2 separate regions of the Homo sapiens genome follow, and region 2 is linked to region 1. A link is a contact called in ENCODE Hi-C or POLR2A ChIA-PET data. All regions are on one chromosome and are shown on one strand. The core of a region is the stretch at or near the end of the contact, and the rest is flanking DNA. Distances in the headings are between cores, read along the strand shown. Region 1 overlaps ZNF710 (zinc finger protein 710). Region 2 overlaps ANPEP (alanyl aminopeptidase, membrane).

Evidence for each region. Hi-C counts contacts between places; a loop is a spot of excess contacts on that map. ChIA-PET counts read pairs that join two places held with the same protein, here RNA polymerase II (POLR2A). Pooled maps may share reads with other maps.
Region 2: a loop to region 1 is called in a pooled map, with 2.4 times the contacts of the local background. The contact joins two enhancer-like sites. A Hi-C loop is called at or near these places in 2 of 50 pooled maps. POLR2A ChIA-PET finds 5 or more read pairs at or near these places in 2 of 52 experiments (H1 and WTC11).

Annotation. Positions count from the first base shown.
Region 1 is chr15:90,066,652-90,073,303 of GRCh38, forward strand. ZNF710 (zinc finger protein 710) reads left to right here. Exons shown (of 5, transcript NM_198526.4): 2 at 459-1,944; 3 at 6,420-6,611. The coding sequence starts at 487. Among named protein-coding and RNA genes, the nearest start is that of ZNF710-AS1, 12 kb to the right of the region's middle. Within about 2 kb of position 4,805, at least 11 of the 41 ENCODE cell types and tissues checked have a DNase peak (open chromatin) inside an H3K27ac peak, as active enhancers do.
Region 2 is chr15:89,778,868-89,785,311 of GRCh38, forward strand. It overlaps ANPEP (alanyl aminopeptidase, membrane), which reads right to left. Exons shown (of 21, transcript NM_001150.3): 21 at 6,028-6,444. Among named protein-coding and RNA genes, the nearest start is that of MESP2, 5.8 kb to the left of the region's middle. RefSeq lists enhancers at 3,071-3,130, 4,195-4,857, 4,858-5,519, 5,520-6,182. Within about 2 kb of position 3,069, at least 10 of the 41 ENCODE cell types and tissues checked have a DNase peak (open chromatin) inside an H3K27ac peak, as active enhancers do.

The DNA.
Region 1 (6,652 bases), core at 3,555-6,054:
TTTAGTAGAGACAGGATTTCACCATGTTGGCCAGGCTGGTCTCAAACTCCTGCTGACCTCAGGTGATCTGCCCATCTTGGCTTCCCAAAGTGCTGGGATTACAGATGTGAGCCACCATGCCCGGTCTTTTTAAGGAATTCTTGAAGGACCTGTAGAACACAATTTGAGAACAATTGAGGAAATCCCACCTCCCTGTTGTACAGATGGGAAGACTGAGGCCAGCAAGGGGGCAGAGCTTACCCCAGGATCTCCCAGGGAGATGGAGGAGATGGTCAGATACACAGCAGGAATCACTGCTCCCTATAATAACAAGTGTGCCCTGTTCCCAAGGCCAGGAGTAGAAAAGACATCAGAGCCAGACACACCCAAAATCAGCCAAGCCCTTGTCTGTGCTGTGTCTGTTGTCTGTCTGTGCAGGAGTGAGCCAGCAATATTAACCTTCCCTTCTCCACCCACAGCGATGCCCTCCTAGCTAGCCGTCACGGGATGGAGGGCTTCATGGACTCAGGGACACAGACGGACGCCGTGGTGGTGCTGTCCTTGGCTCAGGCCGCCGTGCTTGGCCTGGTCTCCGAAAATGAGCTCTTTGGAGCTACCATAAGCGCCGAGGCCTTCTACCCGGACCTGGGGCCCGAGCTTTCAGGGGCAGCCATGGGAGAGCCCGAGCCACCAGGCCCCGACGTCTACCAGCTGGCCTGCAACGGGAGGGCCTTGGAGGAGCCGGCGGAGGAGGAGGTGCTGGAGGTGGAGGCAGCCTGTGAGAAGCACACCCGGCGGAAGACGCGGCCACCTGTGCGGTTGGTGCCCAAGGTCAAGTTCGAGAAGGTGGAGGAGGAGGAACAGGAGGTCTATGAGGTTTCTGTGCCAGGTGACGACAAGGACGCAGGGCCAGCAGAAGCCCCCGCCGAGGCGGCCAGTGGCGGCTGCGACGCCCTGGTGCAGAGCAGCGCCGTCAAGATGATCGACCTCAGCGCCTTCAGCCGCAAGCCCCGGACGCTCCGGCATCTGCCCCGAACCCCGAGGCCGGAGCTGAACGTGGCCCCATATGACCCTCACTTCCCGGCCCCGGCCCGGGATGGCTTCCCCGAGCCCAGCATGGCGCTGCCTGGGCCAGAGGCCTTGCCCACAGAGTGTGGGTTCGAGCCACCCCACCTGGCCCCCCTGAGTGACCCCGAGGCCCCCAGCATGGAGTCCCCGGAGCCTGTCAAGCCGGAACAGGGCTTCGTGTGGCAGGAGGCCAGTGAGTTCGAGGCTGACACGGCGGGTTCGACCGTGGAACGCCACAAGAAGGCCCAGCTGGATCGGCTGGACATCAACGTGCAGATTGACGACTCCTATCTGGTGGAGGCGGGCGACCGCCAGAAGCGCTGGCAGTGCCGCATGTGCGAGAAGTCCTACACGTCCAAGTACAACCTGGTGACGCACATCCTGGGCCACAACGGCATCAAGCCACACTCGTGCCCACACTGCAGCAAGCTCTTCAAGCAGCCCAGCCACCTGCAGACGCACCTGCTGACGCACCAGGGCACCCGGCCCCACAAGTGCCAGGTATGCCACAAGGCCTTCACGCAGACCAGCCACCTCAAGCGCCACATGCTGCTGCACTCGGAGGTCAAGCCCTACAGCTGCCACTTCTGCGGCCGCGGCTTCGCCTACCCCAGCGAGCTCAAGGCCCACGAAGTGAAGCATGAGAGTGGCCGCTGCCATGTCTGCGTCGAGTGCGGCCTGGACTTCTCCACCCTGACCCAGCTCAAGCGCCACCTGGCCTCCCACCAGGGCCCCACCCTCTACCAGTGCCTCGAGTGTGACAAGTCCTTCCACTACCGCAGCCAGTTGCAGAACCACATGCTCAAGCACCAGAACGTGCGACCCTTCGTGTGCACTGAATGCGGCATGGAGTTCAGCCAGATTCACCACCTCAAGCAGCACTCCCTCACCCACAAGGTAAGGCCGTTCCCAGGGCCTGGGCATCTGCCTGCCCCTCCTGCCACTTTTTCATCCAGTACTTTCCAAAGTCCCAGATGGGACCATTTAGGTGGTCTCCTAGTTTTATCGTTACGTACTTATTTTGATGAGTATTAGAAATCAATTAGTATTAGAAACTAATTGAAATTAGTTTTTTAAGTAGTAAAGCTTTATGCATTCAAAAACATGTATTTGGCCAGGCACAATGGCTCATGCCTGTAATCCCAGCGCTTTGGGAGGCCAAGGCAGGCAGATTGCTTGAGTCCTGGGGTTTGAGACCAGCCTGGGCAAAATAATGAGACCCCATCGCTACAAAAAAATTTAAACATGGCTAGGCGTGATGGCTCATGCCTGTAATCCCAGCACTTTGCGAGGCCAAGGCGGGCAGATCACCTGAGGTCAGGAGTTCAAGACCAGCCTTGCCAATGTGGTGAAACCCTGTCTCTACTAAAAATACAAAAATTAGCTGGGTGTGGTGGTGGATGCCTGTAATCCCAGCTACTTGGGAGGCTGAGGCAAGAGAATTGCTTCAACCCGGGAGGCAGAGGTTGCAGTCAGCCGAGACCACACCATTGCACTCCAGCCTGGGCAACAGGAGCAAAACTCCATCTCAAAAAAAAAAAAAAAAAAAAAATTTAAACATTAGCCGGGTGTGGTGGCATACACCTATAGTCCCAGCTACTTGGAAGGCTAAGGTGGGAGGAACACCTGAGCCTGAGAGGCTGAGGTTGCAGTGAGCTGAAATCACGATACTGCACTTCAGCCTGGGCAACCAGACTGAGACCCTGTCTCCAAAAAAAAAAAATCATTTTTATAACCCCTGCAAGACCCAAGGAACACAGTTTGAGGATCACTGAAGTATCTTACCCTCCCTATTTTCTAGATGGGAGGACAGAGGCCAGAGAGAGGCCAGGATGCAACAGGGAGGCGTCCTGGCTCAGTGGTCAGAAGTACAGAGGGTGTCCTTTGTTCCTTGTCATTACAAAAGCAAATCAAAACCTGTGACTTCCCTTTAAGAACAGGCTAAATATATTTAATTTTCAAAGCAGAGAAGATGTAAGGAAAAATATTTGTTATGGAAAAGTACAGGTAGTTCTAGAATATGGCTAAACTAGGCACAGTGGCTCGGGAAGGCAGAAATTGAGCAGCACTTTCTAATCTACCATGTCCCTAAACCCAGCCTTGACCCGTACTCCCCTGCCCTCCATTCCCCGCCTTCAGCCACCAGCCTCCCCGCTTTTCAGCCAATATCACCTCCTCTGAGAGGCCCTCATATCCGGGTAGGTGGAATGAGGCCCCTTGGGTCCCACAATCCCACTCTGGTACTTGGCTGCCCCATGGTTTCCACCGAAATCCCACCAACTTTACCCTTCAAAGCTGAATGTACATAGAGCTTCCTCTCCCCATAACGGTGGCCTATGAGTGATACTCCAGGTCAAACTTGTGACCCTGTCTCTCACGGTAGACACTATAGGGAGTTGGGGAGCTGTTAATACCCTGCCAGGCCTAGAAACCAGCAATTTGTAGGTTTCATTGCAGAGGCTCCTGCAGTCAACTGCTAGTAGCTGCCTAAAATGTAATGTCAAGAAAGAGTCTAGCCAGGCATGGTGCTGCACACCTGTAGTCCCAGTTACTCAGGAGGCTGAGGTGGGAAGTTTGCTTGAACCCAGGAGTTTGAGGCTATGATTGCTCCTATTAATAGCCACTGCACTCTAGCCTGGGCAACATAGCAAGACATTTTTTTTTTTTTAAGAAAAAAAAAAAGGAAGAATTCTGGGCTGGATGCAATGGCTAACAGTAATCCCAACACTTTGGGAGGCTGAGGCAGGAGAATCACTTGAGCCCAGGAGTTTGAGACCAGCCTGGCTAACATAGTGAAACCCTGGCTCTACTAAAAATATTTTTTAAAAATAGCTGAGTGTGGTGGTGTGCACCTGTAGTCCCAGCTTGAACCCAGGAGGCAGAGATTCCAGTGAGCCGAGATCACACCACTGTGCTCCAGCCCAGGTGACAGAGCAAGACTCTATCTCAAAAAAAAGAAAAAAATCAAAAAATTAGCCAGGCATGGTGGCACACACCTGTGGTCCAGCTACACATGAGACTGAAGCAGGAGGATTGCTTGAGCCCAGGAGGTCAAGGCTGCAGTGAGCTGTGATTGCGCCACTGCACTCCAGTCTGGGCAACAGAGCAAGACTCTGTCTCCAAAAAGAGAAAAGGATTCTGAAACTGAATCTAGGCTTGGCAATAAAACCCTATGATGGATTGTTAATGTCTGCAAGGAGTGATTGTGCAGGGTGACAGCATATATGCTATATATTTGCCATCTTTCTCCTCTACTGGGGGACTTAAAAATCCCAAGTCCAGGGCCTGGCACAGTGGCTCACGCCTGTAATCCCAGCACTTTAGGAGGCCGAGGCGGGCAGATCACAAGGTCAGGAGTTCGAGGCCAACCTGGCCAACATGGTGAAGCCCCGTCTCTACTAAAAATACAAAAATTAGTTGGGCGTGGTGGTGGGCGCCTGTAGTCCCAGCTACTCGGGAGGCTGAGGCAGGAGAATTGCTTGAACCCGGGAGGCAGAGGTTGCAGTGAGCCAAGACCGTGCCGCTGTACTCTAGCCTGGGCAACAAAAGCAAGACTCTGTCTTAAAAAAAAAAAAAAAATCCCAAGTCCACAGAGTGTTAATACTGTGAAGAAAAGCTGAAAGCAAAAACCAAAGGCTAATAAAACTGGAAATGTCCCTATTATCAGCCTAAATTTGTACAATGTGCACATCATGTGTTTATAAAAGAAACTCCTGAATGGCAGGGCCCCCTGGTGGTCATACACATCTGCGATGTGTCAGGAGGGGGTATACAGCACAAGACACAGTCCCTGCTGCTAAGAGACATAGACACGGGAACCATTAAGTTATAATACAAAGTTTTTATACCAAACAAGCAGTTAAGACAGCAGCTGTGACCACAGACACATGTCCCACTGGGTTCCTACTAAATTACTAACTCATCAAAAAGAAAACAGCTCCCAACTTAAAAAAAATTTCTTTTATTTATTTATTTTTACTCTTTTTTTTTTTTTTTTTGAGACGGAGGCTTACTCTGTCACCCAAGCTGGAGTGCAGTGGTGTGATCTCAGCTCACTGCAACCTCCGCCTCCTGGGTTTAAGCAATTCTACTGCCTCAGCCTCCTGAGTAGCTGGGATTACAGGCGCATACCACGCTCAGCTAATTATTGTATTTTTAGTAGAGATAGGGTTTCACCATGTTGGCCAGCCTGGTCTCGAACTCCTGACCTTGTGATCTGCCCACCTTAGCCTCCCAAAGTGCTGGGATTACAGGCATGAGCCACCGTGCCCGGCCTTTTTCAAATTTTAGAGATAGGGTCTTGCTATGTTGTCCACACTAGTCTTGAGTTCCTGGCCTCAGGTGATCCTCTTGCCTCAGCCTCCCAAAATGCTGGGATTACAGGTGTGAGCCACCGTGCCCAGCCCAGCTCCCAGCTTTTATCCTAATTTTCCTCCATGGATAATAAATTGGACCCCTTTGCACACAACACCCTGTCCTGCTCTGGGAGTGACCTCCAAACCGTAGAAAAGAAAGTTCACAGTCCAAACCAGTGGGTTTTCTCCTGGAATCCATGTCTCCTGGGGGTGAATAGCCCAAAGTCCATCAATGATAAGAATCATCTGGGGGCCCTGTTGAGAATAAAAATTCCTGGGCCCATCCCAGGCCCCATGAATTAGACCCTCCAGGGAGCGGCCTGCAAGGCTGTATGTTGGATGAGAACTACAGGTGGCTGTTATCACCAGGGAAATTAGGAAAACACTTTCAAGAGATGAGTGGATAGGCTCTGGGAGTTTGAGACCCTTCGAAATTCTACATAGACCTAAGTGCCATTTTTGGGGGGGTGTCCATAGCTTCAATCATATTATCAAAAGGGTCTGAACCAAAAAGGCCACCAAGAGACAGCATGGAGGATAAAAACACATACACGTGTCCTTGATCTGATGAAATAGTCCACAGACAGCGGGCAGACCCTGTGTCTTCTTGGCGACAGACCCCTGCCGCCTAGTGTGGTACTGGCTTGGAGCAGGTGCCCGGTAAATGGTTGTTGAATGAATGAATGAATGAGCACACATTTGCCTTAGTGCACTAGTACAGACCTTATGTACACATCCACCCTGGGGGCAGGAGACAGCAGGTATCTGGATCGTTACAGTAAAGCACAGCCTATTTCTATTACTGAAAGGCTTCCTGGAGTAAGTGGCTCTGCCCCCACATTCTTCGGTGGTTTTAAACAAGTGTTACCTATTTTGGAATACCCTCAAAAAGAGACATTTCCCAGAAAGTGTGCCTTTGTGATGCTATGGCCCTGCCCCTACCCGGCTCCCCACAAAGGGTCACTGCCAGAGGCTGTGCCCATTGTGTGGCCCTGACCATCACCCCCCACCCCACAGGGCGTGAAGGAGTTCAAGTGCGAGGTGTGTGGCCGGGAGTTCACCCTACAGGCGAACATGAAGCGGCACATGCTGATCCACACCAGCGTCCGGCCCTACCAGTGCCACATCTGCTTCAAGACCTTTGTACAGAAGCAGACTCTCAAGACCCACATGATTGTACACTCGCCCGTGAAGCCATTCAAATGCAAGGTACCCGGTCATCAGGCCCCGGGGCTGGGACCTCCCCGAGG
Region 2 (6,444 bases), core at 1,819-4,318, 290 kb before region 1:
CAGGCCTGCCAAGGTTTGGGTGGGCCCTCATTTGTCAGTTTGACCATATTTATTGCACTGGAGCTCCAGGGCCAAAAGCTCCACCTGGCTTGCTGTGCAAGGTAGCACAGGTGGGCTAAGCTTGGGCCTGCCCACTTGCCTCAGCCACATCACCACTGCCCTTTTGTGTTCTTCGGGTGCATTCCTGGTGACTGCTGGGGTGGGTGCATGCAGCTGTGGACAGACAGACAGGAGCCCCAAATGGGGAGACCACAGTCCCAGAGACCTGTCATTTAGGGCTCTTTCACAATGACATGAAATTTTCTTCAAAGAATACTGGGAGTGGTTCCTACGTGCTAGGCCCAGTGTATTAGTTTGCGAGGGCTGCCATACTAGAATGCCACGGGCTGAGTGCAGTGGCTTACGCCTGTAATCCCAGCACTTTGAGAGGCTGAGGTGGGAGGATCCCTTGAGGCCAGGAATTCGAGACCAGCCTGGGCAACATAGCAAGACCTTGTCCCTACAAAAAACTTAAAAAAACAACAACCACAGACTGGGTGGCTTAAACAACAGAAATTTATTTTCTCACAATTCTGGAGGCTAGAAGTCCAAGATCAAGGTGTAGGCAGGTTCAGTTTCTTCTGGGGCCTCTCTCTGTGGCTTGCAGATGACTGCCTGTTCGTTGAGCCCCTACATGGTCACACATCTGTCTCTATTGTCTGTGTCCTGATTTCTTATAAGGGCACTAGTCATGTTGGATCAGGACCTACCCTAAGGGACCCATTTAACTGTATTTACTCTTTTAGGGATCTTTCTTCTAATACAGTCACAGTTACATTCCGAAGTATTGGATGTTAGGGCTTAAACATAAGAAACTTCTTTTTTTTTTTTTTTTTTGAGACAGAGTCTTGCTCTGTCGTCCAGGCTGGAGTGCAATGGTGCAATCTCGGCTCACTGCAACCTCTGCCTCCCGGGTTCAAGCGATTCTCCTGCCTCAGCCTCCTGAGTAGCTGGGATTACAGATGCCTGCCACCATGCCCGGCTAATTTTTGTATTTTCAGTAGAGACAGGGTTTCACCATGTTGGCCAGGCTGGTCTCGAACTCCTGACCTCAAGTGATCCACCTGCCTCGGCCTCCCAAAGTGCTGGGATTACAGGTGTGAGCCACCACACCCAGCCAAACATAGGAAATTTTTTTTTTCTTTTTTTTTGAGAGGGAGTCTCACTCTGTCGCCCAGGCTGGAGTGCAGTGGCATGATCTCAGCTCACTGCAACCTCTGCCTCCCAGGCTCAAGTGATTCTCCTGCCTCAGTTTCCCTAGTAGCTGGCCTAGGTGCCTGCCACCATGGCTGGCTACTTTTTGTACTTTTAGTAGAGACAGGGTTTCACCATGTTGGCCAGGCTGGTCTTGAACCCCTAACCTCCAATGGTCCACCCGCCAAGGCGTCCCAAAGTGCTGGGATTACAGGCGTGAGCCACCACGCCCAGCCAGACATAGGAATTTTATGGGAACACAGTTCAGCCGCCTCAGCCTCCCAAAGTGCTGCTATTACAGGCATGAGCCACTGCGCTCAGCCATACAGGAATTTTATGGGGACATAATTCAGCCCATAACACCATGTGTTAGGTGCCAGAGAGAAAATATTCCCCAACTAATGTGAATTACAGGGAAATAAATGATCAGAGCCCAGGTCCTAAACACAAGGATGGGGGTTTGTGTGAGGTGCTTAGGGACCAGGATGCGGTAACCTGGTGGGAGGCGAGGTTGGCAGTACCATCTCATTCTTGAGTTACCTGATTCCTTAGTCCTGCTGCCTTGATTGCGGTGTCTTAAGAGTAAGAGGCACTGCCAGGATCTTGGGAAAAGGATGCCAAGATCTATTAGCAAAGGCTCCCGTGGGCATGGGAGCCAGCAGTGGTGGTAACTTCCTTCTGTATCTGCTGACTCAGGGAGGAGAGAGTGCAGAAGAGGTGACCTTGGAGCTGGGTGTTGAAGGATATGCAGGAGTTTATCAAGAGGAGTGAGGGAAGAGAGGTCCAGGCAGGAGCAACAGCATGAGCCAAGTCGAAACAGAAGCGTCTAGTGTCTAGAGATGACAGAGAAAAGTGGCAAACAGAGCCGGAAAGGGGCTTGGAGGCAAGTTTGTGGGGAGTTCCACGTGGTGGGTGATGAGGTTTTGGCCTCCGTTTCCCGAATGATGGGCAGCACTGAGGGTTGGGAGTTGGGGGTGAGCTGGTAAGAAGTCTGCTCTCAGTCCCTTCGGCCGCTTCATAGAAATGGAACCAGGCAGGAGGCCACTGCAACAGTCCAGCTTGAGAGAAAGGGAGAGGCAGCACAGAGCATGAGCTGCCTGATTTCCTGGGCTTGAGCTCTTGGCGTGTGGGGCTTTCCCCTCTCATCCTGCAAGGTTGCCCGTTGCCTCTGACACGCCCTGTGGCATCAGGCAAGTCACTCTTTCTGAGCTTCAGTTTTCACAGTTCCTAAAGGAGGAACTATCTTGGGTGGTGCTGAGGTACCTTCTTCCTCTAACCTTCCAGAAGTGCTCTGGTTCTGCCCTTAGGGCCCTGCTGTCCCGAGGGGCTGTCAGCCACAGCTGGAAGGATGAGAAAAATCCAGGCAAGGTTAGAGTAGACACACAGCATTGGGGCCCAGGTTGCGCATTCTACTCGGCTCTTACTTGCTGTGTAACCAAGTGAGACTGACAGATAAGCTTTGGAACCTCCCTGAGCCTCAGTTTCTTCAACTGTGAAGTGGAGACAATAATAGACCTACCTCTCAGGGTTTTAATACTTGGCACATAGTAAGTGCTCAATAAAATGAGTACTGAGGCCAGGCATGGTGGCTCACGCCTGTAATCCCAGCACTTTGGGATGCCAAGGTGGGGTGATCACTTGAGGTCAGGAATTTGAGACCAGCCCGGCCAGCATGGTGAAACCCCGTCTCTACTAAAAATACAAAAAATTAGCCTGGCGTGGTAGTGAGCGCCTGTAATCCCAGCTACTCAAGAGGCTGAGGCAGGAAAATCGCTTGAGCCCAGGAGGTGGAGGTTGCGGTGAGCGAGATCGTGCCACTGCAAGCCTAGGCGATAGAGTGAGACTCTGTCTCCAAAAAAAAAAAAAAACAAAACAAAAAAAGGAAAAAGAAAATGAAAGATTGCGTTAGCTATGCTGACTCCACAGTCTCGAAAGGCTGAGTCAGAGGAGCCACCAAGGCTGCTGCCTACAGAGCCTCAGCACCTTCCATTCCTGCTGGACTTGAGTGCTGAGGGCAGGCAAGAGCGCTGGGCAGGGAATCAGCCGCCAGAGTTCTAGTTGGTTCCTGCTCTTTGACCTTGACCAAGGCTCTGCAGGCATTCCTCTGGCTCTGTGTATCCTCACTGCATTCCAGGATCAGCCATGGAGGTCCTGATGAGTGCCAGCATTGTACACTGCCAGGTGGCATCGTCAGAGGTGTTTGAACCAGAGCGATTCCATCTTGAATAGGGGCTAGGCAAAATGAGGCTGAGACCTGCTGGGCTGCATTCCCAGGAGGTTAGGCATTCTTAGTCACAGGATGAGACAGGAGATCGGCATAAGATACAGGTCACAAAGACCTTGCTGATAAAACAGCATGCAGTAAAGAAACCAGCCAAAACCCGCCAAAACCAAGATGGTGACAAAAGTGACCTTTGGTCATCCTCACTGCTCATTATGCGCTGATTATAATACCTTAGCTGCTAACAGACACTCCCACCAGCGTATGACCGTTCACAAATGCCACAGCAATATGCAGAAGTTACCCTGTATGGTCTAAAAAAGGGAGAAACCCTCAGTTCTGGGAAATCCCCACTTCTTTCCCAAAAAACTCATGAATAATCCACCCCTTGTTTAGCATATAATCAAGAAATAAGGCTGGGCGCGGTGGCTCACGCCTATGATCCCAGCACTTTGAGAGGCTGAGGTGGGCGGATCTCCTGGGGTCGAGAAACCCCATCTCTAATAAAAATACAAAATTAGCCGGGCATGGTGGTGCATGCCTGTAATCCCAGCTACTTGGGAAGCTGAGGCAGGAGAATCGCTTGAACCCAGGAGGCGGAGGTTGTGGTGAGCCAAGATCGCACCATTGCACTCCAGCCTGGGCAACAAGAATGAAACTCCGTCTCAAAAAAAAAAGAAAAAAAAAATCAAGAAATAGCTCTTAAGTTTACTCAGTTGAGCAGCCCATGCTGCTGCCCTGCCTGTGTAGTAGCCATTCTTTGATTCCTTTCCTTTCTTAATAACTTGCTTTCATTTTATGGACTTGCCCTGAATTCTTTCTTGCATGGGCTCCAAGGATCGAGACCTCTTTCCAGTAACGGCACAAGCATGGCAGTATAGACGTCACGCACTCCACCCCAGCTCCAGATGGAGAACTGGCTTCCACTTCTGTGCAGGGAGTAAAGCCAGACAGTGGTTCCAGTTCAGTTCTACTGAGTTGTGACTTCATCTCCTTGCCCTGCAGTTTCCTTATCTGTAAAGCTGACATAAAGATATTCCTTATCTCATGGTACGGTTTAGAACTAAATGAAATAATGTGCATAAACTCTTCTCCCTGGCAGGCCAGCTCTCTCCTCTGCAATGTCCAGGGATCCTAGAGCCCATTAGAAACTCAAGATGGTGAGGCCGGCCCCTCCCACAGCTGGTCCCCAGAAGGTCAAGTGCCAGCCACGGCCGCTGGGTACTGGCGACAGGAAGGGTTGGCCCAAAGTGGCTGGCGGAGCTTAATCTGGGGCGGCCCAGGGAGCCTCCTGGCTGGTGGAGGGACAGAGCACCATCATCCGGGCTGGCCTCCGCCCTTAGCTCACCCTACTCTTTGATGTGCAGATGGTGGTGGGGGATGGGGGGCCTTCCTGGCCCCAGGCCTGCCTGCTTCTCACAAGGGGGAAGAGGGCCAAGGGTGATAATAAAACCCAGCTCTCCTTATGCGTCAGGCCATTTGCTAAGTACATGTATCTCCTTCAATCCACACACCAGCCCAACAGCTCTGACACTGCCTCGTTGTGCAGATGAGACCTAGGCTTGGGCATGTGGGTCCCTTGTCTAAGAAACTGAAACCAGACCTGCTGGACTCCATGATTCCAGCCTGCGGAGCTGGCTGTGGGTGTCTGTTGGAGGTGACTCCTAAGGACCCCTGTGGCTGTTCCCGCCTTCTCCCCCTCCTCTCAGCCTTGGATGTTCAACTGGGCCTTGCGGGGCAGAGGCTGAGGGGAGCCTGCCACAGTGGGGCTCCATTTGTCAAGAAATGCTCACCAGGGCCAATGTGTGCGTGGAGCTGCGCTGGTCCCAGGCCTTCTCAGAGTTGGCCCTGACCATCTTCTGCCCCAGGCGATGTGGAGGGCACAGCCCCCACTTTATGAGCCTGGCAAAGCTGTCCCCACCCCATGGTTTGCCTGCTCCTCAGCCCAGCCCATCCCTGTGTGCTGCTCTAGAAAACAACCTCTTTATGCATTGGTACCCACACCCCACTCCACCCTTCCACCACGGAAGACGGTGGGGCGTGCCCTTGGCCAGTGAAGGGTGGCACCAGGTATGGGACCCTGTGCTTGCTGCCTTCACTGCACAGACCTGTCCCGCATTGTCCCAGGTATCCCAGGTGTTCCCGTGGAGCAGGAAGAGGGGCACGGCCAGCACCCTGCACCCTTGCCTCATGTTAAGGAGGGTGCTTCCTGGAGAGCACTCCCTGCGCTCTGCCAGGGCCCCTCTCACCACTCACTGCGGGAGCACTGGGTCCACAGCTCCCCACCACCCAGCAGCTCCAGCTGCCATCAGAATAGGAATAAAAGGAGCCCTGCAAACCACCCAGCTAGCTCAGTCAATAGAGCATGAAAAGGAGCCCGGAGTCCTGCAGGCAGACATGGAGGCACAGGCGCAGGGCACCTGCAGGAAGGGCCGGCAGGCTGGGCACGTCTCCCCTCCTGTGCTCTGGGGTCCCAGACTCCACGGTGCTCCGCATGCACCCAGCTTCCCCCACCCGGCCTCCCCAGCTGCTGTATTGACCCACTCCTGCTTTAGTTTAGTAATGAGTCTCACTCATCTAGAAATCCTTTATTTACATTTTCTCTTAGAAAAAAATATACAGATCTGCTGCCCTGTTGATTCCTCAGATTTAGGGTCTTTAGGGAAAGGTGAAAGAGGGTACAGGGCGGCCCCCAGCAAGGCCGTTCATTGTCCATCGAGAGCTTCTGCTCATCTGGCCCTGGAGCTGGGCTTCCCTGAGATCAGCCCCAGGGCACTGGGCGACAGGTGCCATGCCAGGCCTAGGGCGGGGTTGGCATGAGGGGCAGGGGCTGGGAGGTGCTCAGGCAGCCTGGGTCATCAGGAACTAGACTGGCTCACAGGCAGAGAGAACGTGGGCTGGAGACTTTGTCCTTGAGGGGAGGACACTGGTGCCTCGGGCTCCAGGAATGGAGGCCCTGCACCAGCCGCTGGGATGGACACATGTGGGCA